Linked DNA regions of Mus musculus: regions 2, 3, 4, 5, 6 and 7 are each linked to region 1. Evidence: chromatin loops called from intact Hi-C (ENCODE). Cell type or tissue: heart. All regions are shown on one strand. Region 1 holds the start of Ap1g1 (adaptor protein complex AP-1, gamma 1 subunit). Region 2 holds the start of Zfp821 (zinc finger protein 821). Region 3 holds the start of Dhx38 (DEAH (Asp-Glu-Ala-His) box polypeptide 38). Region 4 overlaps Ap1g1 (adaptor protein complex AP-1, gamma 1 subunit). Region 5 holds the start of Phlpp2 (PH domain and leucine rich repeat protein phosphatase 2). Region 6 holds the start of Dhodh (dihydroorotate dehydrogenase). Region 7 holds the start of Pkd1l3 (polycystic kidney disease 1 like 3).

What was found. Peaks named below come from ENCODE experiments on the same cell type or tissue, not always from the same donor. Only the 100,000 strongest peaks of a DNase experiment are listed, where the experiment ranks them.
Region 2: it touches region 1 in a loop (2.7-fold over the local background); 15 of 42 quality-filtered maps call a loop at or near these places.
Region 3: a loop joins it to region 1, with 5 times the contacts of the local background. A loop is called at or near these places in 7 of 42 quality-filtered maps.
Region 4: it touches region 1 in a loop (2.2-fold over the local background); 6 of 42 quality-filtered maps call a loop at or near these places.
Region 5: a loop joins it to region 1, with 3.0 times the contacts of the local background. A loop is called at or near these places in 6 of 42 quality-filtered maps.
Region 6: it touches region 1 in a loop (3-fold over the local background); 7 of 42 quality-filtered maps call a loop at or near these places.
Region 7: it touches region 1 in a loop (4-fold over the local background); 7 of 42 quality-filtered maps call a loop at or near these places.

What each region holds. Positions count from the first base shown.
Region 1 is chr8:109,776,768-109,780,767 of GRCm38, forward strand. Ap1g1 (adaptor protein complex AP-1, gamma 1 subunit) reads left to right here and starts at 1,816. Exons shown (of 24, transcript NM_009677.6): 1 at 1,816-2,195. In heart, no CTCF peak of the experiment used is centred here; a DNase peak (open chromatin) is centred at 1,804; H3K4me3 peaks cover 2,816 bases; H3K27ac peaks cover 1,647 bases; H3K27me3 peaks cover 240 bases.
Region 2 is chr8:109,704,617-109,708,616 of GRCm38, forward strand. Zfp821 (zinc finger protein 821) reads left to right here and starts at 930. Exons shown (of 9, transcript NM_001167946.2): 1 at 930-1,247; 2 at 1,741-1,803; 3 at 3,413-3,528. In heart, a CTCF peak has its summit at 2,448; DNase peaks (open chromatin) are centred at 875 and 2,425; H3K4me3 peaks cover 2,725 bases; H3K27ac peaks cover 1,869 bases.
Region 3 is chr8:109,563,687-109,567,686 of GRCm38, forward strand. Dhx38 (DEAH (Asp-Glu-Ala-His) box polypeptide 38) reads right to left here and starts at 2,175. Exons shown (of 27, transcript NM_178380.2): 1 at 1,805-2,175. It overlaps Txnl4b (thioredoxin-like 4B), which reads left to right and starts at 2,206. Exons shown (of 4, transcript NM_175646.4): 1 at 2,206-2,377. In heart, no CTCF peak of the experiment used is centred here; a DNase peak (open chromatin) is centred at 2,095; H3K4me3 peaks cover 2,535 bases; H3K27ac peaks cover 1,795 bases.
Region 4 is chr8:109,851,325-109,855,324 of GRCm38, forward strand. It overlaps Ap1g1 (adaptor protein complex AP-1, gamma 1 subunit), which reads left to right. Exons shown (of 24, transcript NM_009677.6): 17 at 376-503; 18 at 2,218-2,322; 19 at 3,342-3,483; 20 at 3,659-3,785. Gm17344 (a long non-coding RNA gene) reads right to left here. Exons shown (of 4, transcript XR_003947453.1): 3 at 2,349-2,466. Among named protein-coding and RNA genes, the nearest start is that of Gm25321, 13 kb to the left of the region's middle. In heart, a CTCF peak has its summit at 2,270 (motif pointing right); no DNase peak of the experiment used is centred here.
Region 5 is chr8:109,866,400-109,870,399 of GRCm38, forward strand. Phlpp2 (PH domain and leucine rich repeat protein phosphatase 2) reads left to right here and starts at 2,204. Exons shown (of 19, transcript NM_001122594.2): 1 at 2,204-2,318. The coding sequence starts at 2,220. Gm17344 (a long non-coding RNA gene) reads right to left here and starts at 2,131. Exons shown (of 4, transcript XR_003947453.1): 1 at 1,897-2,131. In heart, a CTCF peak has its summit at 2,018; a DNase peak (open chromatin) is centred at 2,132; H3K4me3 peaks cover 2,057 bases; H3K27ac peaks cover 1,622 bases.
Region 6 is chr8:109,606,224-109,610,223 of GRCm38, forward strand. Dhodh (dihydroorotate dehydrogenase) reads right to left here and starts at 2,450. Exons shown (of 9, transcript NM_020046.3): 1 at 2,129-2,450; 2 at 1-197. The coding sequence starts at 2,149. In heart, a CTCF peak has its summit at 2,376; a DNase peak (open chromatin) is centred at 2,308; H3K4me3 peaks cover 2,290 bases; H3K27ac peaks cover 2,233 bases.
Region 7 is chr8:109,613,339-109,617,338 of GRCm38, forward strand. Pkd1l3 (polycystic kidney disease 1 like 3) reads left to right here and starts at 896. Exons shown (of 33, transcript NM_001286454.2): 1 at 896-1,485; 2 at 3,001-3,123. The coding sequence starts at 1,179. In heart, a CTCF peak has its summit at 1,659 (motif pointing right); no DNase peak of the experiment used is centred here; H3K4me3 peaks cover 538 bases.

The DNA.
Region 1 (4,000 bases):
ATCGCTGTGAATTTGAGGCCAATCTGGGCTACAGAATTCCTGGACCTCTAGGGAAAGACTGAGAAACCCTGTCTCAAAAAGAAGAAGGAGGAGGAGAAGAAGAAAAGAGGAGGAGAGAAAGGACAAAGAAGAAGAAGAAGAAGAAGAAGAAGAAGAAGAAGAAGGAGGAGGAGGAGGAGGAGGAGGAGGAGGAGGAGGAGGAGGAGGAGGAGGAGGAGGAGGAGGAGGAGAAAAGAGGAGGAGAGAAAGGATGAAGAAGAAGAAGAAGAAGAAGAAGGAGGAGGAGGAGGAGGAGGAGGAGGAGGAGGAGGAGGAGGAGGAGGAGAAGGAGGAGAAGGAGAAGGAGGAGAAGGAGAAGAAAAGAGAAAAATAAAACTTTTGTTGTTTGCTATGGTAAACACTTAATTTTGGCCCATAAAAACTATTTTAATCTTCCATGTGGAAAACTTGGCTACCTTTGCCTTGCATCTCTGCTTGAAGATTTCCTTTACGGAAATTTCACAGTGAATTTGGCATGTTTCATGCATAGGCCTGGCTCAAAGTAATCTGCACTGTGCTAGCATTATGATGTTCTTCTAGTCTTAGGGTGTACCTAGGGCTGCCCTGTACAGATGCCCCGAAGAAAGGTAGGAGGATTTGAATTCCGTAAGCATTCTGCTCTATAAACCGGTAGGTATGGGTTGGAATATGTATATGGGGTGTGGTGAATTTTCTGTGTAAGATGACATCTTAAGGCAGACTCCATTGTGAGAGACAGTTGTAGTTTTTCTCAAGTCTTAAATCTCATTATTTGTAAACTTTGGTTACTTACTTTGACTCACGAGATTGCTTAGCGGGCTAGGTTGTACATACGATGGTACCTTATGATCAATATGACACCAATATTTAATAAATTTGATCGTGCCCTTGGTATCCTTTCTTTCCAGCCACTTGGCATGCTCCAGAAATTCAAGGTCAAAATTGTATGGCTAGACTTACTCAGCTCAACGTCTGTATTTTGAAATCCTTGCATGAAAAACGAATGTCTAAAAGATGCAACTTCCTGTTTATGACACTCAAATTTGAAACTCAGGATTTTTGCTTAGTTCCTGGTCTTTGGTATTCAGTGTAGTCTTGTGTTTTATTCACATCTGGGATACCTTTGTTGTCAATCTATCGGAAAGATTTTATTCTAGGTAGGTCACCTTTCCTTTAAATGGGCCAAGATATCAAGGATCTCTAGGTTCACATGGAAAAGACTTGGGTCACAAGTTAGTAATTATTTATCACGCCAGGAACTGTCTAGTTAGACTTTCTTTGCTTCAGGTCATTAGTTCATTCAATCATAGATGGAAAAGCTATTCTGGAAGAGTTTTAGCTGACATTTGTCCAGATTCTTTTTTCCCCTCACAGGAGGGGACTGGATCGTAGGTGAGATTGCCGCACAAGGCGGTGGTGCTGTGCTTGGAATCCATTCTTAGGTTTCATCTTTTTACCTGTTTTCGCAAAAAAAAAAAAAAAAAAAAAAAAAAAAAATTGAAGATACCATAAAACCCTAGAATCCAAAGCCACTTGGAGCATGTTTCTAATGTTGACCAGAAACCTCTGGCCAACGAGGACCACTTAGGAATCCTTTCGGACAAAACTGGTCACACCATGTCTATGCGCTTTCCCCTGCATCTCCTCTCCGCCTTCCCCAGCTCCCTCGCTGAGCTCCGCCCACCTCAGGTGACCCCCACCGTTTCCTGGCTGCACAGTTTTCCCCTCCCCCCAGAACGGAACCAAAGTGCGACGGCTCCAGGGCCGGGCCGGAGCGTGCTAGCTCAGACTCCTCGCAGCGGTGACTCGGCAGCGGCGTCGAGCGTCATCAGTGACAGCCCCGACCCTTGCTACGCTTTGAGTCGCTCTGCCCGGCGCAGTCGCCTCCTCCTCGGCAAATAGTCCTCGGCGGGGGCCGAGTCCTCGGGTCATCCGGGGTGGGAGACGGCACGGGCTGCAGTCGGAGGGACGCGGGGCGGCCGGCGAGAGGGAGCCGGGGAGCGGCGTCTCCCGGGGAAGCGCGAGGCGTGAGGTAGAGGCGCCCTCCTCGCCCGGGATCCCTCCGCCTGCAGTCGCGGTGCTGAGGCCGAGGGAGCCGCCATTTTGGATGTTCGGTTCCTGCTGCCACTGCCGCCGCCGCCCCCGAAGCTGCTGGTTTCCTTCGAGGTTTCGGGCCGGTGAGTGTCACTCGCGGCACCGAGGGCGGGTCGGCTCTTGGGCTCTGCCGCAGCCGCGAGCGTCTGGCCGGAAACCTCCTGTCAGTCCCAGGGGTCCGGGCTCAGCCTGTGGGGGGTGGGGGGTGAGGAGGACCCAGGTTTGGGTCAGGAGGGACCCGGGAGCCCCGGGCTTGCTTGGACTTCCTGAGGGCCGACCTCGGGAGCTTCAGAGCCGGAGCTGTCGTGCGCGGTCGCTTTCCTCTTCCCTTGGCGTGGTCTGGCCGCCGCAGGCCTCCTTGAACCCATTGACTTTCTCAGGCTGCGAGGCTCCTTTGAAAGCTCGCTCCGTTCGGGGAGCTTAGGATTTAGCGGGGCCGGGCCCCACCCCCGCGTGTCCTCTCGGAGCCACGTATCAGCGTTCTTGTGTTGGGGACTCGGGTCAGATCTGAGAACTCTGAGCATTTCCCACGCAGGGGCAATTCTGCCTGGTCCCTGCAGTGCCGTCCACTGAAAGCCGGACATCGGCCTCGCCTCCCTCTAACCTTCCAACTAACTTCTGGTCCAAACACTTTCGCTTTTTTTTTTTTCTTCTTCCTTCTTCTTCTTTCTCTTTTTCTTTTAAAGAACTCACCTGAGACCGCACTATTCACTCTCCTCTCCAACTCTCGGTTCTGCGGACGTCGGTTTCTAGTAATTCTCAGGCTCTTCCTCATTGCCTGGAACTGTCGGTTCTGCTTCCCAGTTAGGGCTTGGTGTCGGAGAGCCGTCGAACCACCCTAGGGTGTATTTCCGCAGCAAATGGGTTTAAAGCAGGCCAAGTGGCTTTGGGTGCGAAGGAGCTGTGAAAATAACTTTCTGCATTTCTTTCTGTTCTGAAAGCTGAGCTTTGGGGCACTTACTGATACTTTTTATTTATTTTTTTCTTTTAGCGTTATATTTGCTTGAGCATGGAAAGCTGCCCTTGGAGAATAATAATCTGACGTAGGTAGAAAGGAAGATAACTTTTTTGGTTCCTATAGGGATTAGTTAACAGAAGAGCGAGCTGAATGGTCTCTTAGTGACCGCACCCCTCAGGTGTTTGTATAGTAATGAACGCTGCTGACTTCTTATGTTGACTTTTCTCAGACTAGTTAGATTTTAAGCATCCATTTCCACCGTTGCCTGGAGTATTTGCCAGACGTTTGATTTGAAACCTGTGGATCTTCAAAGTAATGATAGCTTCATTAATTCTGTTCTTAAAGTATTCCTGCAGTCCAGTATGCGTGAATAAAAAACATTTCACAATAATTCACTGGTTATTTCCTACATTTCAAGTTAGGTGAGTGTGGTTGAATCACACCCCCCCAGCCCGTTTTATCTCAGCCTAGGTTTTTGCATCTGCAAAAGAGAATAACTTCTTTGAGATCACAGGTGACTCGAAACCTAAGTTTATAACTTGAAGCAAGTCAAGTCTCTCAATAGTTGTAAACTTTATATTGATGCTCTATTTAACATTTTTGAAGATTTATTTATATTTTTATCTGAATGTCTTGCCGGTATTTATATGTGTATCATGTGCACACTCAGTTCCAGTGGAAGTCACAAGAGGGTTTTTGGATCCTCTGGAAATGGAATTCTAGGCAGGTGTGAGCTGCCGTGTGGGTTCTGGGAACTGAATCCATGTCTTGTATAAGAGCAGTCAGTGCTTTTAACTGTTGAGCTGTCTCTCCAGCCCTGTGACGCTGCTTTATTCTTATCAAGCTTTTGAACTGTGAGAACAGGTCAATTCTTACAGGTCATACAGTGTCACGGAGGACAGTGTTTTCATGCAGATAGTCTGTGCTCTT
Region 2 (4,000 bases), 72 kb before region 1:
TTCAGGAAGGAAGAATTTGTAAGAATGCTTTATGCAAACACTTCGACTAGTCATTTTATCAGCAAGAGTCAGCACTCTTGTTTGTTCTGCCTCGTGAAGCCGCAAATCATAAGAGAACTTGCACAGGGCTTTCAGAGATTGTTTTACATGACTAGCACAACTCTTGAGAGAAGAGGGCCAGAACAGGGAAGTGACTTGCCCAAAAGCGAACAGACTGGTCGGTGGCAAAGCTGGGGCTGAAAGTTGGGCCTTCTAAAACAGGGCTCCTCTTTTTACTTCTCTACGGAGAGACTTCAGGGGTAGGTATGGGTTTTCCGCCCAAATAAGGGGAAAGAAGGGAGAGCAACGGAGAAATAATGACGCGGACAGTAACAGGAGTCGCGTTAGAACGGAGTTGAACCACGTTCAGCCTTTCCAAACACCCTTAGATAGCAACAAGGACCACAAGCTACCTAGGTCCTGTGTCTGTGACCACCTGATAGCTTAGTCCCTCCCACAGAAGCTGTGGGCCCTCTTTCTTTACTTTAAATGCCTCGAGAGTTGAAGAAGCCTTGGGACAAGTGGGAGTGAAGAGGGTTTGTGACTACGGGATGGTTGGCCCAGGTTCGGCTACGGAGGGGGAAGCCTGCGGCGGAGCTGTGGTTGGGGGATGTGGGTTCTGTGGCTGAACTCGACTTTGGGAGAGGAAACCAGCCGGGGAGATGACAGCTGAGTGGAGTTCACCCGCTCTAAAGGTGCGCGGAAACGTCAGGACACCTCCGAAAGCTCTTTAGATGCTCAGCTCCGCGTCGCCAGGACCAGATCGCGGGCGGGGCCCCTCTGGAACGCCCGCGATTGGATGCTCCCTAAGCCCCGCCTTCCCGGACCCTTTTCCCCCGAGGCCCCGCCCACAGCGCCAGGCGCGCGCCTCGGGAGCCGGGAGGGGTCGGGGCGGCGGCGGGAGGAGAGGTGAGGCTCCGGCACGCGCCCCACTCGCTGCGAGAGCGCGAACCGCGCGCTCCCGTCGTCCGCGTCGCCATCTTTTTTTTTTCCCCCCTCCGTCCGTCTGTCTGCCGTTGGCTTTGTCTGTCCGCCGCGCCGCCCCTCGCCTCCCCGCCGCCAGCCCGGCCCGCAGCCACCCTCTGCCCACCGGGGCCGGGTCCCAGAGAGCCCGGGCCCGGCCGGCTGGAGCTGCGGCCGGGGCCCATTGTCCCGCGGTCTGTCCGTCCGGAGGCGGAGCCCAGGGACGCGGAGCGCCGAGGCTGCGGGTAAAGCGCCCCCGCGCCGGGAGTCGGCAACCCGCGTAGCTCCCGACTGCCCGCGCCGCCGCCCGCCTTTTGTTTGCTCGCTCCTGGGGAGGGGCGGGCTGGGTGCTGCGGCGGCGGCCGGGTGCGGGCCTCGCGGGCCGGCGTCTGACAGGCTGGGGTGGAGCTGGGGGAGGGGAGGATGGGCGTGGGAGAGCGGACGGGGCGGGGGGCCCCTGCCGTCCTGGAGCGGGCGGGCGGGCGGGCGGGCTGGCCCAGGAGCTACTAAATTTAGATTTCGGAGGAGGCTAAGTGGTCGTCTGTGGGTTGGTCAGAAACGCGTAGGGAGACCTCTGGCTCCAGTCTAATTACCTGGGATTTACCTCTGCCCCTGTTGGGAAAAGCCAGAGAGACACCCTCTCAACTGATGGCACACCCCAGCTCCAGCGCCGACCCGAGAGGACCCGGGCACAGTGAAATGGCTGTATGATTGTCTTTCTCTTCTCCCTTTTGGCAGCTTCACATCACTCGGATTCGGGCGACTTTACTTTGCTTCGTGGGAACCTCATCAGAGCTGGAGGTGGGAGTGCACCCTCTTTTCTTTAAGGCTGGAAAAGGGCGCGCGCACACACACACGCACATCTGTAGTGTGTGTGCCCTGGAAGCTGCATCCTAACACCTGTGAGAGCAGAGGCAGGATGAGGGGGTGGGGGCCAGTGCATCCTTCCCAAGGACTCTTGACTGTGGCTCTATAGATGACAAAAACAAAAACCCCTACTCCCTTTAAAAGTCGCATCCCTTGTAGGTCGATCCTCAGTTTCCCGTTCTTCCCAGGTTCCTCCCTGAGCAGAAGATACTCAGGCGGCTCGCTATCCAATTACATTCCGAGCTTAAGTTTCACAATTGGGCAGCGCTGAAAGCAAAAGGGACCAAGTGACCTTTTGTACTTATGGGGTCTTGTTTTAAGAGGGTTACAACCTATAAAACTAACCTCAGATATTGTGCAGTTTGGGTCAGGAGTGGCCTCCCCGTGCCATTTGTCTGTCTCCTTACTTATTTTCCATGGTTTCCCCCCCTCCTCTGGACTTTTTCTTTCTAGTGGGTTTTTGAATTCTTGTGCTTTGGCTTTGTTTTGTGCTAAGGGAGGGTGTGTGTTTATTTTGCCTGGATCCCTCAGGTGTGAAGTCCCAGGAGGGACCATCTGGTCAGTTCCCCACTGGGCCACTAGGAGGCTGATGAGAGGCAGTGGTTCAGCTGTGGCTGCAGGTTTCCTCTCTGTGCCTTGTAGCTTTCTTACTGAACCAGTGTCTTGCCAGGATGATCTAAATAGAGCCTGGCACTCCTTCAAACAGACTTTATTACCTCAGTCGCAGAGCTTCGGTTCCTGGTCCTTATGGGGGTAAATGGAGATGAGATATCATTTGTTTTCTGTTACATGGTAGAGAAGTATAGAAAGATTGGCAGTCTGCATCTCATTCAGCTTTCAACTTTGGGAGTCCCCAGACACAGAGAAAGACCTAACGTGTGATATTCAGTCAGAGCCTATATTAAAATGGGTAGGGAGGGCTGGGTGTGGTGGCTCACGCCTTTAATCCCAGCACTTTGGGAGGCAGAGGCAGGCGAATTTCTGAGTTCCAGGACAGCCAGGGCTATACAGAGAAACTCTATCTCGAAAAATTAAAAAAAAAAAAAAAGTAGGGAGAATAAACCAGGCGTAGTAATACCTCTGATCCCATTGGTCAGAAGGCTGAGGCTGGGGAGTCATTGAATCAAGGGGTTTGAATTCTTGTACCTTAAGACTCAATCTCCAAAAAAGAGTAGAGGCAGGGGAAAGGAGTGACTACCCCCTACAACTGGGGGTGTAGCTTAGTCAGTAGTGTGCTTGCCCACTATGCACAAAGACCTACCTAGCGTACACAGAATTTTAGATTCAGTCCCCAGCACCATGGAAGGCTGGGTATGGAGGCAGGTACTGCACCTGCCTGTACTGTGTTGAGACAGGAATATCAGAAGCTCAAGATCACTGTTGGCTCTATATCCCGTTCAAGATGAGTTAGGATGCATGAGACTCTCCAAGAAAAAGAGAACCAGAGAATACATCCCCTTTTATTAGATGTCAGGACGCTGCTCTCTAAAATTGTTCTTTCTGTTGTACATATTAGGAGTTATTTTCCTTTTTTTAATTGAAGGTCTGAAAAGAACTGTGTTTGGTATGCAGCTATGATAGAAGACTGCCTGAAAGCTGCTTCCTTGCCACTTCCTGTGGAGGCCTGTCTTTGCCATTTGCGGTTTCTTTCTTCTTTTGGTAAGGGGAGGCAGGATCTGATTACAGGTCTGAGGGCCTTCTAGCTACATAGAGGAGTAGGTTGGCATTATCAGGTGAGCTTCCTTAACTGGAGTGCACAGTACATCTAGCAGTTTGTTTTAAAGCGGTGAACTATATATTTCTATATGTGAGCCCAGTTTAAGACAGCGAGAACTAAAAAGAACCAGGGAGTGACTAAACCCACATCCCTAACTTAGGTAGAAAACAGAATTTCACCTTTTCCATTTACATTGTTCACTCTGCTGTGTTTGTTTTGTGGTGTTGGGAATCGAACCCAGGGTCTGATGCATGCTAGGCAGGCACTCTGCCAATATATCTCATCCCTAGTCCTCACTCTGTCTTGTAGAGAAAAGGCCACAGCTTCTGCAACTAACCCACTTCAGAGTCTCTTACATTGCTTATGGCTGAGAACCAGTGTTGTGGTTAACAAGGAACCTCCAGGTTTGAGAAT
Region 3 (4,000 bases), 210 kb before region 1:
ACACTTCCTCCCACTTATGGGCCAAAATAATCACCTCTAGGAGTCCCCATTAGCTCCCTGCCTCTGAACACAAGCCAGGCATGCTTGCCTTTTTCATATGAACTGTAGCAGCACATCCCACTTCTCTAGTGAGACAAGAAAGAAAGAAAGAAAGAAAGAAAGAAAGAAAGAAAGAAAGAGAGAGAGAGAGAGAGAGAGAGAGAGAGAGAGAGAGAGAAAGGAAGGAAGGAAGGAAGGAAGGAAGGAAGAAAGGAAGAAAGGAAGGAAGAAATAAACTAAGTAACTAACTCACTCCAGGCTCTTGGCATTTTCTGGTTTTTTTGGGACAGTAAGCAGTTGTCTTGGTTAGTCATTAGTTCTCTATGTGTGAAACCACAATCACTTCTGCTTTCCACAATCCACAGAACCACTGTGAGAATCAATTGTTGGTACACTGATGTGACGGTTGCATACTTGGTATTATGCTCCTGTACCCTGACTTCCCTTCCTGGTTTTTGATATGCATTCTCCCACCCACCCATCCCATTCCCTTTAAGTCACAAGTTCCACAGAGCAGAGAAGTTAGCTAGCACACGATTTCACCATCCATATTCTACACACTTGCTGACTTTTGTTGTGGATCAGTAGTGGTTTGTGGGAAAAGAGAAAAAAAGCATCCCATAGCAGGCAAAAAAAAAAAAAAAAAAAATCTCTTGAATAACAAACTGTGTTCGCCAAAATTACTTCCAAGAAATGTTAGGAAAGAGCATGTCTGGAACGTGTTTCAGAGACTGTAAGACCTCCCAGGTGTTTGGCTGATGTCAAATTCATCTTTATCTAACACCACCCGATTATAAGCTTGGACCTATGTTGGACATGTAGTTAATTATTCTCATTCCGATTAAGTTTATAAAGCATGAGAACTGTGACTTTTGAATCTAGACTTCTTTTGCTGTGTTCTAATTAACATGCACAGCTCTCCCAAGGGGCGCTGCAACACAATGTGGATGAAGAAGCAAAAGTTTCCCGAGGTAGAAGAGAGAAACAAAGTCGCATCTTATATGCATATTAAGAAATCTTGACAGGAAGGCTGAGATACAACGACTTACATCCTAAAGTGTCATTTGCATGCAAGCAGAGACTACTGTCTGTCTTGTTAACAAATGGCAAAGTAAAAACCTGATTAGATATCATTTATTGAAAGCGAACAGGAAGTCAGACATTTCTCTGGACAGGAAATTATTCACAACACAGGACAAGGAAGGACTTAATTAGCGGCTCAAAATAGCAAATAAAGCGGTCCACGGCCAGACTATGGAGAAACATCGGTGACAAAGAAGCCACAATGGACTTCTCAGGTTAGCAACTGCTTACTGCATGCGTCGTTAATCCACTTGCTATTCTCAACAATACCGATAAAGGAAAAACAAGAGCCCTTTCCTCTTAGGGTTAATACTCTACTTATAGATTATCCGCCAGATCTAGTGGAGACTCTTCAGTGAGACAGGAGGAAGGCACCAGAAGCCCTACCCAGGCTCTCCAACTATCGGGTACCAGGTTCGCGTACTGCCCTAAACGAGGGCACAGGGAGGACCCCTGAATCTCCGTGGGGCCGTTCCCAAACACCGGGATGAGACCAGAACATGGACAAAGTCCGGAGAAGGCTGAATGAACTTCTCCGCTCAAGCAAATAGAGAAACTTGGGTAACAAGGACTAGAGGAACTCTGAAATCAGGGCCCAAACAGAAGCCGCGAGCCGACACCGGCCGCCTGGAGCCGCCATGGCTGCCGAAGGACAGATCTGGAAAGAGAAAGAGACGCTCACCTCACCAAGCACGACTCTCGAGGCCTTCGGTTCCTGATCTGGAGACGCCAGCGCGGCCACCGCTCGATCCGAGGGTCTCAAAGAGGCAAATTCCGCTGTTTGAAAGCGGCCATCATCGTCCCATAATGCCCTGCGCGGAGCCTTCTATCCGTCCAAAAAGACCATCGAGAGCAGCCCACAAATCCAGGGTTCCGGGACGCCAGAGTGCAACCCCGCGAACAGGCCTTCCGAGCCTCAGTCTCTTCCTCTGGGTTCAGAGTCTCCTTGCGACCAATCGCGCTTGGCGTAAGAGTCAACACCCCGCCTCTGGCTCGGGGGTGTGCAAGGGAGGACAACACGAGACCGGCCATGTTTACTAAGGGCGGAAATGACGTCACTTCCTGTCGCTGGCGGCCAGTGCAAAGTGGAAAGGAACTAAAATAATCTTGTCGGATTACCGGACTATTGACTGGGGCGCGCGGTGGCACGTTCGTTTTCTGCGTCCGTGTTTCTCACTTCCGTTTGGGAGGATTTTTTTTTTTTTTTTTTTTTTTTTTTCCTGTCGGAGGAAGCGTTTCTAAGGATACAGCCCAGGTTAGTTGGGGTCTTTCCCAGGATGGCAGTGAGGAAAGAGGCAGTTGTGCCCTAGCTAACCGGTGGAGGAGCCCGGGTTGCTGACATGTAGACCGAAGTGTCCTCCATGGCACCTGTGAACCAGGGGGAACCCAACCACCAGGTTCTTATCAAAAACATGCGTTGGGTGTTTTGTAGACGTCAGCCCTGACGTAGATTAAAGTGACATACCGCTGTAATCCCAGCAGTTGTGAGGTTTAGGCATAAAGATTGCCACAAGTTTGAGGCCACTCTGGGGTACTAAGCGAGATCCTTGGAAAATAAGTTCATGTTCAGATATGTCCTTTGGTTATATCTTAGGATGCTTATTTCCATTATCCTATGAAAGCATTACACGTTAAGTTTCTACAAAAAAGAAGAATCAGACTTTACATACTGCTTCCGAATCTTTTCTTAGTAGCTGTATAAGATAGTTCGCAAGACTACTACTATCAGTGCCCTGTTGACAGACATGAACATAGGTCTTTGTGTCTATGTTCATATTCTCAAAAGTAGAGCTGTTGTGTAAAGAGGAGGCCAGTTTTCTTTCCAAAGAGCTTTTGCATCCAAATTCCAACGAAGTAGGCATGCCTCCGCTCTCTCTCCATTCTGAGTGTTACCGTCTCACTTGGTGTTTGTAGACTCAATGCATTTCTTAAATCTGCCTTTTAACTTGCTATCCTTTGTCTACGTGCAAAACTTGGCTTTCCAAATGTGTTTAGTGTTCATAATTTTTATGATTCTCCATTTGCATCCCTCATGCGAACACTGTCTTGGATGTGGTGTCGCTTTCCCCCTCCTTCCAACATCTGGCCTGTAGCACACCGACCCTCTCTGGTGACACGCCACACTCCCCCTTCCTCTTTTTATTACTAGTACGGGATTTGCTTACGTGAATTCTAACGGCGAGACGGGTCCAAATTCTCTTTGTGTTTCTCTTTCATCAGTAATTTGTTCTACACTCACAGTTGATGAAACCCCTCCTGGAAGTCAGCTTCCCTATTTAAAGGGTGACCTACAGGCTGGAGAGATGGCTCAGAGGTTGAGACCACTGACTGCTCTTCCACATGACCAGGGATTCAGCTCCCAGCACCCACGTGGCACCTCACATCTATCTTTAACTCCAGTCCCAGGGAATTTGACATATAGGCAGGAAGACATGCACATAAAACTATTAAAATAAACTGTGGCTTATAGGTGGAACAATTTCATTTCTTGTGTAAATTTTATTCATATCTTATGTGTGCATTGTTGTGTATGTGCATGAGTATATACTCATGTATATACACCTGTCAGTGCATGTTTGTACACCAAAGGCAACCTTAGGTGTTTGGGTTTGGGTTTGTTTTGTTTTGTATTGTTGACAACAAGGTCTCAGGCTGCCCTGCAACTTGGTGAACTGGCTAGGCTGACTGGCCACCAAATCCCAAGGATCTGGCTGAGTGCACTGAGTTCGTGAGCTACTCTCGCAGGCCAGGCTTCTTTTTAGATGGCTTCCGGGGATCGAACTGGGTCCTCACCCTTCCCAGGCAAGCACTTTACTAACTGAGCTATCCTCCCAGCCCTAATCCAGACCACGAAATATAATTTTTGATGAAGGGGAGA
Region 4 (4,000 bases), 75 kb after region 1:
GGAATATAGTAGGGTTATGGAGTTCTGGATTAGTGCTGGGTTCAGTCCCCACTATCCAACACAAAAACATGACCACTGATGTCTCTTCTCCATTGCAAATGTGGCTCTGGTTTCTCCCACTCTGGGCAGTTAAGGCAGCTGTGTTCATTTCCATTTGCTTATGGAAGAGTTGGCTTTTGAGAGGGTTTTGACAACAGCCTTGAACTCTTTGTGTTCTGTATGCCTCTTTCCTTCTGCCATAACCTGTTCTTAATTGACAATGGCTTTTTAAAAACCTGCTTTGACCAGTGGACTAATTTAGCATGGACTGCATGAGAGGCAGCACCTTGAGCTCACGGTTGTCACTGGCTACATGTTGCATCTTCTTCCTCTCAGGTGACAGAAGATGAAGTGCTGGATATTTTAGAAAGTGTCCTGATCTCTAATATGTCCACCTCTGTGACAAGAGGCTATGCTCTCACTGCCATTATGAAGCTGTCTACCCGATTCACCTGTACTGTAAAGTGAGTACTGAGGGAAGGAGAGTTGCAAGGTTGGTCTGTAACTCCCAAGGGTGATGGAGTGTCCTCAATATCACTCTCCACCTTAATTTTTGAGGTAGGGTTTCTTACTTAACTGGAAGCTCACTTATTTGACAAGTTGGCCACAAAGCATCAATAATCTATGTCTAAGGGATCACTTCTATAGCGCTAGGATTATATACTGTCACACTCAGTGCTTGCATGGGAATCGCTTTACCCACTGAGCCACCTCCCTAGCCTGTTCTGTAGCTCATTTGGTATTTTATTTGCCTAACACATACAAAGACCCGGGGCTGATCTTAAGCACTGCAAAAACCAGGGTCTAGATCAGGTGTCTATGATCATCCTTGACTTTATGACTAACTTCACGCTAAAGCTAGTTTATATGGGACTCCGTCTGAGAAGTTTAAAACCTTATCTTAGAAAATTTCAAGAATAGACAAAAATGGGGCTGGAGAGATGGCTCAGCAGTTAAGAGCACTTGCTACTCTTGAAGAAGACCCAAGTTAAATTCCCAGCATCCACATGGTGGTTAACAGCCATCTGTAACTCTAGTTCCAGTGATCCAATATTCTCTTCCAAATCTCTTCAGGCAGTGCACATACATGGTGAGCAGACATATTTTCAGACAAGGCACTCATACACATAAAATAAAAATCTTAGAAAAAAAGAAATGGAAAAAACTAGAGACAATAGTCAAATGAGTTTTAATTTACTTAGTACCACACACAGAATGATCAGTTCATTGCTCATCTTTCTTTTGTGTCAGTATTTTGTTTTGTCATTGTCTCTCCCTACTGTGCATTATTTTGCAGTATTTTTATAGTATAGTTTTATAGTATAGTTTCTAACATTTGTGGTTTATTGGGCTTTTTTTGTTTGTTTGTTTTTTGAGAAATGGTTTCTCCATGTAGCCCTGATAGTTCTAGAACTTTCTCTGTAGACTGGGCTGGCCTTAAACTCAGAGATCTGTCTGCTTTTGCCTCCCAGTGCTGGATTAAAGGCGTGCAGCACTATGCCTGCCTTGGTTTATTATATTCGAAGATGTTGGTGTAGGAATAAAATCCAGATTTGTGTGAGTGTCTTTGTGGGGGGTGTGTGTGTGTGTTTAAATCTTTTGAGTTTTAATTGGTGCTATTTTGAGCAAAAATTGATTTGAGTCAGTTTTCCTGGACTTTTCCGTTTCATTTTCAAAGTGGCCACAACCTATGAGCCAGATAGCTTTGTGAGAAGTGTAATTATTTAGTGTTTAGATTGCTACAAGGATTGTAGTGAGCACGCTAATGCTAAAACCTCATTTTCAAAGTTACTAAGAAAGAGAATTGGACAATATCCATTTCTTTGTGGCAAAGTGATGGGTGCTTTTGTTTGCAAGGGTCTCAATGAGGAGATTGGACGTCAGTCCTCACATGCTGGGCAAGCACTGCACCAGTAAGCTGTGTTCCCACACCTCCAGTAAGCTTGAGGATGGGGAATAAATACCTAGGTAGAAGTTTCTCATTACAATTACAATATTGATAAATGAGTGAATAGAGATAAGGGAATTATAGTTGTTCTTGAAACACAATTTGAATTAAGGAAACATAGAGAAATCAGAAATTTAACCAAGAAACTCTGTTTTGATCATCTTCACTGCTCCTTATAAATTTTGTGTTTTGAATGATTGATTTCATTTATCCTATTATCTGTCCCACAGCCGAATTAAGAAAGTGGTTTCCATCTATGGGAGCAGCATCGACGTAGAGCTCCAGCAGAGGGCAGTAGAGTACAACGCACTTTTTAAGAAGTATGACCACATGAGGTGAGCAAGAGCCTTGCTGTACCCACCTCTGGCACCTGAGTGACATGTCCTTTTTGTCCCTGAAGGACACTTGTTGCTTGTGCTGCATTTCCTTCCTTCTCACTGAGTGGCCGCTTTTCTCCATGTTTTCTTCTTTCTAACCTCCTAAGAAATAAACGTATTGAGTCAGATGGAGGCAGAGGCAGGTGGATCTGAGTTTAAGGCCAGCCTGGTGTACAGAGCGAGTTCCAGGCCAGCCAGAATTACATGGTGAGACCCTGCTTCAAAATAAATCATTAAAAAACAATGTGTTTTTTAGTCTACCTCCCTCCTCTACCTCTGTATGTAAAGTTTGCATCATTTTCCATTTTATTTGGCTAAAAGGCAGTTGGAGTTTTTTTCCAAAAGAATTTTTTTTCTTTATCTTTCTTGAGACATGGTTTCTTTGTATAACCCTGGTTGTCCTGGAACTTGCTCTATATACCAGCCTGGCCCCAAACTCAGATATCTGCCTGCCTCTGCCTCCCAGTGCTTGGACTCAAGGTGTGCACCACCACTGTCAGACCCAAGAGAAATAATTTTATTCAAATCCCATAAATCCCATTATTTGTAACATTTTGGTGCCTTGCTTTTTTTCTTCTTTCTGTTCTATAATACCTAAGTCCTGATTGAAGTCTGCTAATACCTGCTGGGTTACCTTTCGTTTGTCTTAGTTGTGTTTGGGGATTTAGATGTACATTTTATTTATTCAGAGACTCTTGACTGTTTCTAATCCAATTGAGAATGTAGGTCATGTATGTATTCTTGTAATACACCTTCTGTTCCAGTTTACGTGAGTGTATGTGAGTGCGTGTATGTGAGTGCGTGTATGTGAGTGCGTGCGTGTGTGTGTGTGTGTGTGTGTGTGTGTGTGTGTGTGTGTGTTGGGTGGGGAGGGAAGGGGAGATGCTTCCTCACAGTAACTGATAATAGTGGTTGTTTTGTGTAGGGTATGGAGGCTAACTGCCTAGAATGTAATTGACCACTGCAAATTCTTCTAGGTCTGCCCTACTTGAAAGAATGCCTGTCATGGAAAAAGTGACCACAAATGGCCCTTCGGAGATCGTGCAGACAAATGGAGAGACAGAACCAGCGCCCCTAGAGACTAAACCACCACCCTCAGGGCCACAACCCACAAGCCAGGTCCTTGTCTGGGGCTACTGGTGATATTATAGTTCTGTAGCTTATTTCTTAGCTGTTGTCCTTTAGTATTTTTTGATTGCTTGATAATTGCCGTCCTTGATGTTAAGTATTGAGGAGAAAAACTGTTAAATACACTTTAGACAAATAACTCGTGAATAATTATTTCCTTATTTAGGCCAATGATCTATTGGATTTGTTGGGAGGAAATGACATAACACCTGTTATCCCAACTGCACCTACAAGCAAACCAGCATCAGCTGGTGGAGAACTTCTCGACTTGCTAGGAGACATCACCCTGACAGGTGAGCCAGTCTGGGGTTATTTACTTTTTGGGTAGATAGACATCTTGGGGTAAAAGATACTGAAGGCATTTTTTTTTCTTAATGGTTATTTCTAGGGAACAGAAGTTAAAACATCTGAACTTTTTGTTCTGGTTTGGTCTGTGCTTTTGTATATTGTTGGGGCTCTTTCTTTGACCTGTGTTTGAAGTAACTGCAGGGCTTCCCTGAAATTGACT
Region 5 (4,000 bases), 90 kb after region 1:
TAGAAATCCAACTAAATCAGGTAGGTATCTGAAATAATTTCAAAGTAGAAAGAAAACCCTGGGATGTAGCTTTTCTTTCACCTTTTATTAAACTTCACAGAGAGAAACCATGCTTACTGTAGTAAAAGAAAACAAAGAAAGGAAGATTGGGACTGTGGTAGAGGAAGGCAAAAAAAACGCCTTTTATAGAAGAAATGATTTGTATGAGGCAGAATCTTTGAAGCAAAGTTTTATCTTTCTTTTTCTTTTTTTAGATTTATATATTGATATATGTCAGTACACTGTAGTTGACTTCAGACACACCAGAAAAGGATGTCAGATCTCATTATGGGTGGTTGTGAGCCACCATGTGGTTGCTGGGATTTGAACTCAGGATCTTCGGAAGAGCAGTCAGTGCTCTTAACTGCTGAGCCATCTAGCCAGCCCGCAAAGTTTTATCTTGACATGTCAATTAGCTCCAAATTGAACAAAACATCTTAAGACAGGGCGGGCCAGGTCTATCTCGAATGCTGTTGCTTTTAAGCCTACAGTTAAAATACTCCAGACAAGTAGTTGCACAGGCCAAACTGAAGCAATGGGTAATAAGTGACCCTTTGCCCGGTTATCTTAGAAGTTGTTTTGCTTTTTAATCCCTTACAAGTTGGCTGAATATTCAACACATACATAAGAGAGGAAGCCCTAAAAATGAAGAGATCTAGAAGGCTTCTTACAAAATGTAGGAGCAGTTTAATGCTAATCACCTTTTGGGAAACCTAGAATTTCAGAATTACAGTGGCTACTATGAATCTTTAATATGAGTTAGGCTCTTTGTTCTGTCCAATCCACCTTGATAATGGCCAGGCAGATGTTAATCTAGTTCATTCACTCCTTAAGAACCAACGCAAGGGTCTAGAGAGATGGCTTAGTGGTTCAGAGCACTGGCTGCTCTTCCAGAGAACCCAGGGTCAACTCCCAGAGTTCACCTGTCAATTTACAACCATCTATAACTCCAGGTCCAGAGGATCCGACACTGTCTTCTGGCCTCTATCATCAGTCATACACGTGTTGTGTTGCATAGACTTAATACCCATAACAACACGGAAGACCCACCTGAAGCTGGGCATAGTGGTGCACATCTGCACTGGGGAGGTGGAGACAGGAGACTCTAAAAGTTCAGGGCCAGCTTTGGCTATATAGTGAGTTCGGGTCTGCCTGGGCTATGTGTAATTTTCTGTCTCAAAAAAAAAAAAAATCCGAAAGAATTAGATCAAGTAATTTGTACATGTATAGAATGTATAGATCTAATAATGAGTATAATTAACGGGGTGTGGTGACCCACGCCTTTAATCCCAGCACTTGGGAGGCAGAGGCAGGCGGATTTCTGAATTCGAGGCCAGCCTGGTCTACAAAGTGAGTTCCCGGACAGCCAAGGCTACATAGAGAAACCCTGTCTCGAAAAACCAAAAGAAAAAAAAAAAAAAAAGAGTACAATTGAGATTTGGAATTGGAATTAGGCAGACTTATAATTTGGCCCACTAACCACAAAACTATCTTTCACTCCAGGAACAAAAAGAGTCAGCTTTTAAAATAGGTGAATTAAGACTTGCAAAATAGAAAGCGGGCTTACACACCATGTTACTGGTTGAGTGGTTGAGGACGAGAAAGGAAATCTGATACTTTGATTACAGGAAAAGGACACTGAACTGTGCCTGGAAAGCTTAGTGTACTTGAGGTGGTTTGATGAAGAAGGTCGCCAGCTATCCCTAAGAGGTGAGTATAAGCAACAGTTCTTTCACCCCCAGTGGGTGCCAGGGGACAAGACACATTTGGGAGCAGGAAGCGTCTTGGATGGAGAATTCCAGCGCCGCCCATGGTGGAGGGTTGTATCTTGTCTATTTTAACAGGTGCAGGCCTTACCTGTCACTTCCTCTGGCCGCTTCTTGGAGGATCCAGAAAGTACCAAATTGCTCTCCCTGCGCCCTGGTCCTAGGAGCTCAGGGTGGAGCGCAGCAGAGGCTTACTCCGCCTGCAGTGGCGCCAGCCTCCCACAATTCTACTCCGGCCTCGCCAGGCTGACGACTACGCAGGTCCAGCGGGTCGGGGAGGGACCGAAGGGGGCGGAGCGTCTTGGTTAGGGGCGGGGTCTAGGCGGAGGGGCGAGGCCTCCCGCTGCTCGCGCGCGCCTCCGAGGCTCGCGCTGTCGCGCCGGGCCGGGCGTCTCTGTAAATCCTTGGCCGCCAATGGGGGAGGTGGAGCCCGTGCCCGCGGGCCCGCTGGAGCCCCCGGAGCCACCTGAAGCGGCGGCGCCTCGCCGGCCCGGAGGGATTCGGGTCCTAAAGGTGAGACGGCAGGGAGAGGGAGGAAGCAAGAGGGCTGTGGCCGCCTTCGCTAAGCTGCCCGAGGCGGCGGGCGCCCCCCGCCCTGCGTCCCTGGGCCGCTTGCACTTGGCCGGGCCGCCGCGGGCCTGCTGTGGGGCCTCCGGGCCGCGCCCCCGCCCTGGCCTCCGCCGCCCTGGTCCCCGGCGCTGTCCATCCCTGACCGCCGCCCGGCAGGCCCACGCCTTCGGGCAGCCGCTGCCCCCACCTTCCTTCCTCCCCGCATCCCCGGGACCTCAGTCTCCTCGCTGGGCCTAGCCCGGGGCCCCGGGACGGATTCCGGGGGGCTCCGAGGGCCGGCCGCGCCTGGCGGGAGTCAGGCGGCGAGTACGCAGGACTCGGCGGACACCTGAAGACATCACCCCAGCTGGAGGATGGCGGCGGCGATTGGCCAGGCGCCGCGGTGTGCGCGGGCTGCGCCGGCGGGAGCGGCCACGCTGCCCTCGGGACTGGCTGCGGGAGTTCCGAACCGGCTCTCGGCTCCAAGACGCAACACCCCGCGCTTCCCGCTCGGGGGACAGTCCCGGAGGATCTGCTGCCTGTGGACCTGCTGGGCGTGTTGCAGGGTTTGGGGGGCGGGGGTGGGAGAGCAGAGCCCGAAGGGGCACTCCTGCTTGGCTGACAATCCGGGGAGAAGGCAGTGGGGGAGCCGTTATGCAACAGGCAGCTAAGCGGGGCTTTTTGGTAGAATCAGGGGAGTAGGAGGATAGGAAAACAGATGCAGGGGAAAGGGGAGTGGAGCCTTGAAGGTGAGTGATGACAAGAAGTTTCTATGCAGGAAGAATGCAGAAGGTGAGCTGAGGTGAGGTCAGCAGAGATGGCTAAAAGGTGGCTAACTGGGTGGAGTTCTCTACTAACCTCTGAAATAGTGCAGAGACATTTTTTTCTGTAGGTTCAGTATATAAACGAACTGGAATAGTGGAATGGAATTCCTCTAGAGTTCTAGAAGAGCAATTGGCAGGATTTAAAACTTGCCAAAGAAGGGGAAGAAAATTAAGATTTAATGTGTTTCGAAACCAGTCTGCCAAACATCGAAGATACTTAATGTTAAAAGCAAACCTTAAGTAATTAAATGAGATTGTTGTTGAGTAATATTTCCTTTTATTAAGATTATTAGTAAAGTAGCACAAAGATGGAAGCAGCAGAAAAATTTATTTGTTGTACTTAGTGAATTCATAAAACCAATACTCAGTAGACTGAAATTTTATTTTCTGGCACCTCCCAGTGTTAATGCATAGTTTACTTTAGACTAACTTCATAACTGTTACCTACACTGTTACCTACACTGGAATTTACTCAAGCATAAATCGAAGTGTAATTACTCAAAGTCTTCCAGATATTTAAAATGATAGCAAATAACGAACTGTAAATTGTGAGTGGATTCAGTACAGGCAAGAGATCTGCAGGACTAACTTATGAGGAAATAGTTTTGAGAGATATCAAATGGCTTTTGGTATGCAGAGGATGGTCAATTTAAAAAAAAAAAAACTTTTCTTGTAACCTTTTTGGGTCATGTTGAAATGGCCAATTGCATGAATGGAGGGTTCCTGAAGCTCTCATTTTGGGATCATTAGAAAGATTCCAGTGATGGGTCGGTCAGTCTTGATTCTTGGTCAGAATTGAGCTCTTGCCATGAAAGTCTTTCT
Region 6 (4,000 bases), 170 kb before region 1:
TGAAACGTAGCTCGAGGAAGGAGCCCCAGGGAGATGACTCGAACAGCTAGCCGGTGCGCCGACTCTGGATCAAGCAGTCTCTGCAGAGCCGGCATCAGGTACTCGGCGTAGAAATGGTCGTCCCCCGTGGCTGTCAGGTAAGAGGTGAAGAGAAGTCCTCCACCCCCAAGGATGATGGCTGCATCCAGGGCCCGCTTCTAGTGGGGGAAAAGAAAGGACCCATGGGAGCCCCCATCAGGATGGAACGCAGCACCCTTCCTGGCCCTTCACACCTACGAAGAGGACATAACATCTACACGAAGTGAAAGCCCTTCTCTGCTTACACTGACCCCTTCATTTCCTGCCCACACACACACCAGTCTTTGTAGAGGCTGTATCTATTTATTCAAGGGATCTGCCAGGGGATTTTCAAGGCAGGCAGTACTGCTCCCTAGAGGCCGTATGAGAAAAATTTAGTTAATGAAGGAAAAATACTAATAGACTAGGTGTAGAAAAATCAGCCCTGTCAGTATTCTTCCTTGCTTAAAACCAACACACTAATTTCCCTGTATACTGTATGATGTTTAAACTTTGCTACTGATATTTATGTAGGTTTTAACAAAAGCTTCCTATCTGAGCCAAGGGACAAGCTATATATAGTTCATCTCAAACACCAACTACCTCCCACAGGATTTTACATATACATGAATACTTTCCAGGAACACTGGCACCTTGTAATTGAGGAACACAGCTTACACAACAGTACCAAGAATAAGTCGTCATCCCTACAGCCTCACCAGAGAGTATGATGCTCTGCTTGTAAACCAGGGCACACCTGTGGCAATCATTTCTAAGGAGAGGCTTAAACATTTGACCATCTATAGGGGTGAGTGGTGCTCTGACTTCTACATACTAAAACGCATGTTTTCATTTCTCCTTCATACTGTGGTAAGAACATGGTGTTTGTTTACACTTTAAAATTATACCTAGAAAGGTTACCAGCATAAAATGTCATATGAGTATAATATAAAAGTGGTTACAATATAAACATAGCTTAAGTCTTGTTGGGCAGAGAACCACAACCCAGTCAAAAGTGCTTCCCTATGCTTTTCGATAACTATCACTGCCAGATGCTATGTGGCTAATGCACTCATTCGATCCTTCACCAAAGGCAAGCAAACCTGTTCTTCAGGAGAGTGTAACCCAAGAGACAAACTAATGGCCACATAAACATAGAGCCATGACAAGTGACATGAAGGGATAAATCATGGAAGGATCTTGAGGAAGCGAGTAAAAGCTGACTTTCAAAGGTTAGACACAAGCTAAAGAGGAGATAGCAGCTGGAGAAGAGATCTCTAGGTGGATGAGGCCAATGAGAGGGGCCAAGGCATGGGGGAGGGATAGACGGCTGCTTGGAACTAAAAGGAAAACACTGCTTTAAATGAAACAGGAGAAAAGAAGAGAGGCGTCAGCCAACATTTGGCTAACAGATTTGGTTTAAGTGCACGTGCTGCTCTGCCAGAGGAACTGAGTTCGGTTCCAGCTCCCATGTCAGGCGGCTCACAACTGGAGCTCTAGAGGATCCAAAACCCTCTGGTCTCAGAGGGTATCTGCACTCACGTGTGCACACACGCACGTGCGCGCGCGCCTACACTTTTTTTTTTTTTTTTAATGGGATTTGTCCACTAAACAAGGAAGTAGCAGATATGATCAGATTTGCCTGCAACACAAACCAAGTATTCATTCTCCCTCCTCGGGGAGTTTGCAGAAATTCCTCAAGTCAAGCACCAGTATCTGTGCCCTTTTTCCAGACCAGGGTCACAACTAAGAACTCTTCACATGGAACTTCCATTCTGACCACACTTGATCCAAAAGGGTGGCCTTATGTCTTATTTCATCCCTCCTTGGAGCGTAGGCGATCGTGTCCTCACAAAGGCCCGATACTTGGATCAATTTAAAAAAAAAAAAAATGCCCGCGTATCTCTCAGGTTCAGCCTAGCCTCTGCCCACATACGCTTGCTTTTTGCATGCCCTTAGCTGTGCACGTGCAGGTCACACTTCAAGGGTCCCAGCCTTTCAGTTTCCCAGCCTCATCCCCCTCCCTGCCGGTTATCCACACCACGAATGAGCTTCCCCGCGCAGGACTCACTCTCAGCTGTCTCCACGCCATGCTCCTTCTGCCATTAAGCCCGCCTCTGCCTGCATCCCATTGGAGAATGTGGGCTCGGCTCCACCTATCTCCCAAGCCCCACCAGCCGGCCCGCCCCTAGACGTTGATTGGACAGCCGAACGCGTGCGCTCTGCCCGGAGTCAGGCTCCGTGGCGGGACGTGCCTACTTTCTGTCTTGTCGCTGTCGCGCCTCCTAAGGGACGCTGCTCTGAAGTCGCGCACCCTTCCTTCGGTGCAACCGTGAGGAGGAGGCTTCCGGAAGTCTCGAGTGGGGAGCAGACGCTTCCGAAATCTGCAGACCAACCCCAGCGCCCGGTAGTGCGCACTACCCTAATGCTTCCCTGTCCCTGGGAAGGAAACAAAGGGCGATGCAGCCCGAAGGTTCCGCACGGTTGTCTTTATGCCGGTGCTGCGGTATGGCTTTCATAGCCCCCTTTCTGAAACAGAAATCCTAAGAATTCTGTTTTATCAGGGCAGTGGTGGCGCCGGCCTTTAATCCCAGCGCTTGGCAGGCAAAGGCAAGCATATCTCTGTGAGTTTGAGGCCAGCCTGGTCTACAGAATGAGTTCCAGGAGAGCCTAGGCTACAACATGGAGAAACCCTGTCTCTACAGGGAGAAGGAAAAAAAAAGTACACTCATGCAAACACACAAAAATTTACCCACTGGTTTTAAAAGTAAACTCTGAGGTGTTGATAAGTAAATATGGTTTTATTTTTAAGATAATCTTATGGTGTAGGCCAGGTTTTTCTAAAAACCAATCCTGCCTCAGCACTCAAGTGCCTCTGTGCCAAGCGTTTACAGAGGCCAGAGGAGGGCATTGAATCCTCTGGAACGGTAGTTACAGATGATTGGACCCACGTACTCTGGCCCTTAACCTTATGTTTGTATCCTATTGTCCCCCTTCCCACTGGTCCCCTTCCTTTTCTGGAATAATACTTCCCCACTTTAGGTCATAATTTGGGTCAGGTTACAGGAGGCTGGAGAGATAGCTCAGCTGTTAGCACTTGATGTTCTTGGCGAGGACCCAAGTTCCGTTTCCAGCACCCACATCAGGTAGCTCACAACTGCCTGTAACTCCAGGACCACATTTCTTCTGGGGCACTGTACTGGTTTTCCCATACCAACAGGTAGATGTGTGTGTGTGTACACATAAATTCTAAAAATAAGTCCTTTTAAGGTCTGTATCCTGCATACAAGAAAAAAAGCATATTTAGCAGTCTGAGATTGGCTTGCTTCATGTAACATGATCTCCAGTCCCATACATTTTCCTGTAAATTACCTCATTTTATTCTTTCTAATGGTTGAATGTTGTTCCATACCATATATGTATCATATATATCATTATCTTGATCTGTTTGTCTGTTACTGCTTCCATAAACTGGCTGTTGTGAATATTGCTCCAAAAAACATAGATATACAGGTACCTCGGTCATATGCCAGCTTGGATTATTTAGGGACTATACCTAGAAGTGACGTATCTAGGAGTTTGGGTTAGTGATTGAATGTTTGTTTGTTTGTTTTAAATTTGTTGTTCTGTGTGTGAGAGAGTTCAGACAGCAGCCTGCTATGGCAGACATGTGTAGGCCAGTAAATAACTCTGGGGGGGGGTGGGGGCGGGGGCATGGTACATGTATAAAGATCAGGGTACAACTCGCAGGAATCAGTCCTGTCTTTGCATCATGTGCTTTCTGGGGACAGAACTCAGGCTGTCAGGTGTGGCAGCAAGCACCTTTGACCACTGAGCTGTCTCACTGCTTGAGGATGGGTTTGTTATATTGATTTTGAGTTTTGGTTTTGATTTGGGGTTTATCTGTGGCCTGGAACTCAGAAGTCTGCCTGCCTTTGGTTCC
Region 7 (4,000 bases), 160 kb before region 1:
CTCTCAGCCCAGCTGCTGCTTAGACACCATTAACCCTTCATCCTCAGCCATCAGGAAAATACAACCCGAAGCTATGCTGGGAATCCATTTCACGTCACTCAGAATGGCCCTCATCAAAATCGGGGAAAGTTACCTTTATACACTGTTGGTGGGAGTGTAACCACGTGTAACCTGTAGCAAACAATAGGGAGGTTCCTAAAAAAACAAACTACAAGGATGCTATATGACTCTGCTATATGAAGACTAGGTGTATACCCACAGGGAATGAAGTCAGCACTCAGAAGAGAGCCTGTGTGTCCATATTAATACTCAGTACTGTTAACCATAGCCAAGCTACAGCAGTGGCTCAGGTGCCTGTAAACAGATGACAGATGAATAGATAAAAAAGAGGATATATATATATATATATATATATATATATATATATATGTGTGTGTGTGTGTGTGTGTGTGTGTGTGTGTGTGTATGTATATATGTGTGTGTGTATAGATAGATAGATAGATAGATAGATAGATAGACTTTTAATACCAACACTCAAGAGGCTGAGGCAAGTGGATCTCTCTGAGTTCAAGTCCAGCCTGGTCTACATAGTGAGTTCCAGGACAGCTAGGGATACATAGTGAGACCCTGTCTTGAAAATAACAACAACAAAAGAAAGTTTTCCTTTTCATAAAAAAGTATCCATTTTTCTGGACACATACCTCATTGCTAGGGTGCTTGTATAGAGTGCATAAGGTTCTGTGTTAGAGCCCATGCTTTAAGAACTAAGCTCGCCAAGTCTAGTAACACTGGTTTCGATATCCACCAACCTCTCCCTGCTTGCAGGTAGCTTTGGCGTCATAATGGGTCTTTATTTGCTAAAGATACATCTGGGCGTGTAGACACAGATGGAGACATTGGTGCCCCCGACTGTAAAGCCCCGTTTGCTATTCATTTGCAGCCGGTGAGAAATAGCTTCCCTAAACAAAACAAAACCTTTATCTCCTTGGCAGGTTGTTCCCAACCCACAAAAGAACAATACGGACGATTCTGACAAACTCACTGAGTCCTATTTAAAAGCCCAGGCAGCTGCCAAGCCTCCGTACATCTTCTCTCTTCTCACTCGAGCCTCCGTACATCTCTCTTCTCACTCGAGCCTCCGTACATCTTCTCTCTTCTCACTCGGCACAGAGAGAAAAATGCTCTTGCAGAGGCGGTCCTGGCTCTGGCTGTACATTAGAATCGGTGTCATTCTGGGTGATATTTTGGGACGTAAACCAAGCATCCGGGAGCAACATGGGGGAAACAGCTGCTATCAGCTTAACAGACTTTTCTGTGACTTCCAGGAAGCAGATAACTACTGCCACGCCCAGAGAGGACGCCTAGCCCACACGTGGAACCCCAAGCTTCGGGGTTTCCTAAAAAGCTTCCTGAATGAAGAAACAGTGTGGTGGGTCAGGGGAAACCTGACGCTGCCCGGATCGCATCCAGGGATAAATCAGACAGGTAGGGCTCTCGTGTTGAATGTTGAGGGGAAAAGCTTTCTTGGGCTGTGTTCTAGGGTGGAAGAAAGTCATCTTTGGCCTTTCCACTTTTTTTTTTTTTTTTTCAGATTACATTTTAAGGTATTGTTTTTTCCCTTTTTGAGATTTATTTATTTTACGTATGAGTGCTTTATCTGCACATCTACCTGCTTGCCAGAAGAGGGCATCAGATCGATTACAGATGGTTGTGAGTGTCCATGTGGTTGCTGAGAATTGAACTCGGGACCTCTGAAAGAGCAGCCAGTGCTTTTAACTTCTGAGCCATCTCTCCAGCCCCCTTTCAGCTTTTATAATCAGAAAAAGGGTTAGTTTGACCATCAATCTCTCTCCATACGCTTTCCACTTTTGTGTCTCGGCCAACATTTGTCTCCATAGCAATGGCAATGTACTTTTTCCCCCCCTGAGACAGGGTCTGTCTGTGTAGCCTTGGCTGTCCTGGAATGTGCTCTGTAGATCACGTTCCAGGCCTTGAACTCACAGAGATCCTCCTGCCTGTGCCTCCTGAGTGCTGGGATTAAAGGTGTGCACCATCATTGACCGGTGGCAATGAGCTTTTTGTCAGAGCCTGTCTAAAACTTAATTCCTGAGTCTTCATGTATGGTGTTATTTTGCTTTATTTGATTTGGGGTATCTGGAATTTTTGTTGTTTTGTTTTATATTGTGACAGTTTTGCTTTATAGTGCAAGATGTCCTGAAACTTGGTATTCAGCACAAACTGGTCTCAAACTCTCAATCCCCCCACCACGCACCCCCCCCTTAAGTGTTGAATGTTGAATGAAGAGGAAAGCCTTTTGAATGTTGGCTTTCCAGGTATACAAATAGTTGCTATTATACAAGATTCTAAAGAGAAAAAAACTCTTACAGTGACTTTCTTTGTTATCTTTGCCTCCAGATTTCCTAAAACAGAAGCTAGGAGAGAAATTACCTCTTTATTGTTTTTTTTACAAAATCGAGTACCATAATCTTGCAATTTTAGCAAAAAGAAAAAAAAACAAGAAATTATTATATCATCATGTCTCCCTAATGTCTAGGTAATTAATTCTAAGATCTATGATTAAAATATCTAAATATTGAAGAGTAATCTATAATACTCAGGGAGAAGTCGTAACTTTTCATTTGCTGGAAGCCAGACAAGTTGGGCATATATGTGCTTTAGTGCCACCGTGTGTGGAGGCCGAGTATCAAACTCCGATGTTTCTCCTCACCTTCCACCTTGTTTGGGGCAAGGTCTCTTTTGTTGTCCGCCACAGTGTACCCCAGGTCCCACAGGTCTCTGGGATCCTCCTTCCTTCACCTCCCATCTCACCTAAGAGCACTGGGATTACAGATATGGGAGGCTACCATGCCTGGCCATACATGGGCTCCAGGGATTCGAACTTGGGTCCTCACATCTGCCCAGCAAGTGTTTTGCTCACTGAGCCACCTCCCCTGTCTAACTCTGAAGAGTGGGACTTAACTGAGTCTGGTGCCCCTCCAGGAGGTGATGACGTCTTAAGGAACCAAAAGCCTGGCGAGTGCCCTTCCGTGGTCACACACTCTAATGCTGTCTTCTCAAGATGGAACCTGTGCATAGAGAAGCATCATTTCATTTGCCAGGCTGGTGAGTCACCAAACTACATCAATTTTAGTTTCGAAACTGGTATTACATAAGGTATGCACATGAGAGGATAAATTTTAAATAGTCTGGAATTGACCATTGGACAGATATAAGAATTTCTATCTTTTTAAAAAGATTTATTTATTTTATATATGTGAGTACACTGTAGCTATCTTCAGACACAGCAGCAGAGGGCGTCAGATCTCATTACAGATGGTTGTGAGCCACCATGTGGTTGCTGGGAATTGAACTCAGGACCTCTAGGAGAGCAGACGGTGCTCTTAACCACTCACTGAGCCTGCTTTCCAACCCAAGAATTTCTATTTTTAGTTTTTTTTTTTTTAACTTGTCCTGTTTGCCTGTGGAGATGGGAGTTGGGGGTTGGCACAGGTGCCGCAGGACACATATGGAGGTCAGAGGTCAACTTGTGGGGGTCAGTTCTCTCCTACCAGGTGGATTCTGGGGTTTAAACTCAGGTCATCAGGCTTACTGGCAGGTGCCTTTTGCCTCCGAGTCATCCCTCCAGCCTGCAGTTTCTAGTTTCATAACACTGGCTATCCCAAGAAACTGCCCCTTGGAGTGAGTGATGTCTTCACCCCTCCATGCTAGCTGCTAGATGAACTCTCACGGTCGACCTGGGTGAAGTGCAGGAGAGACTGAGCTGGTAGCTTTCCCTCCCCGAATGCTCACCCCCAGTCTGATCAGCACTGGGCTGTTAGAGACAGAATGAGAAGGAAATGATAATGTGGCGTAGGAAAACGAGAAGACCAGAGGCCATGAGCTCTAAGAAGTGTGCTTCCCTGCATCTGGAAGATTGGAATGGTCAGTGTATGTGTGTGTGTGTGTGTGTGTATGCACGCATGTGTGTTGGCATGACTGT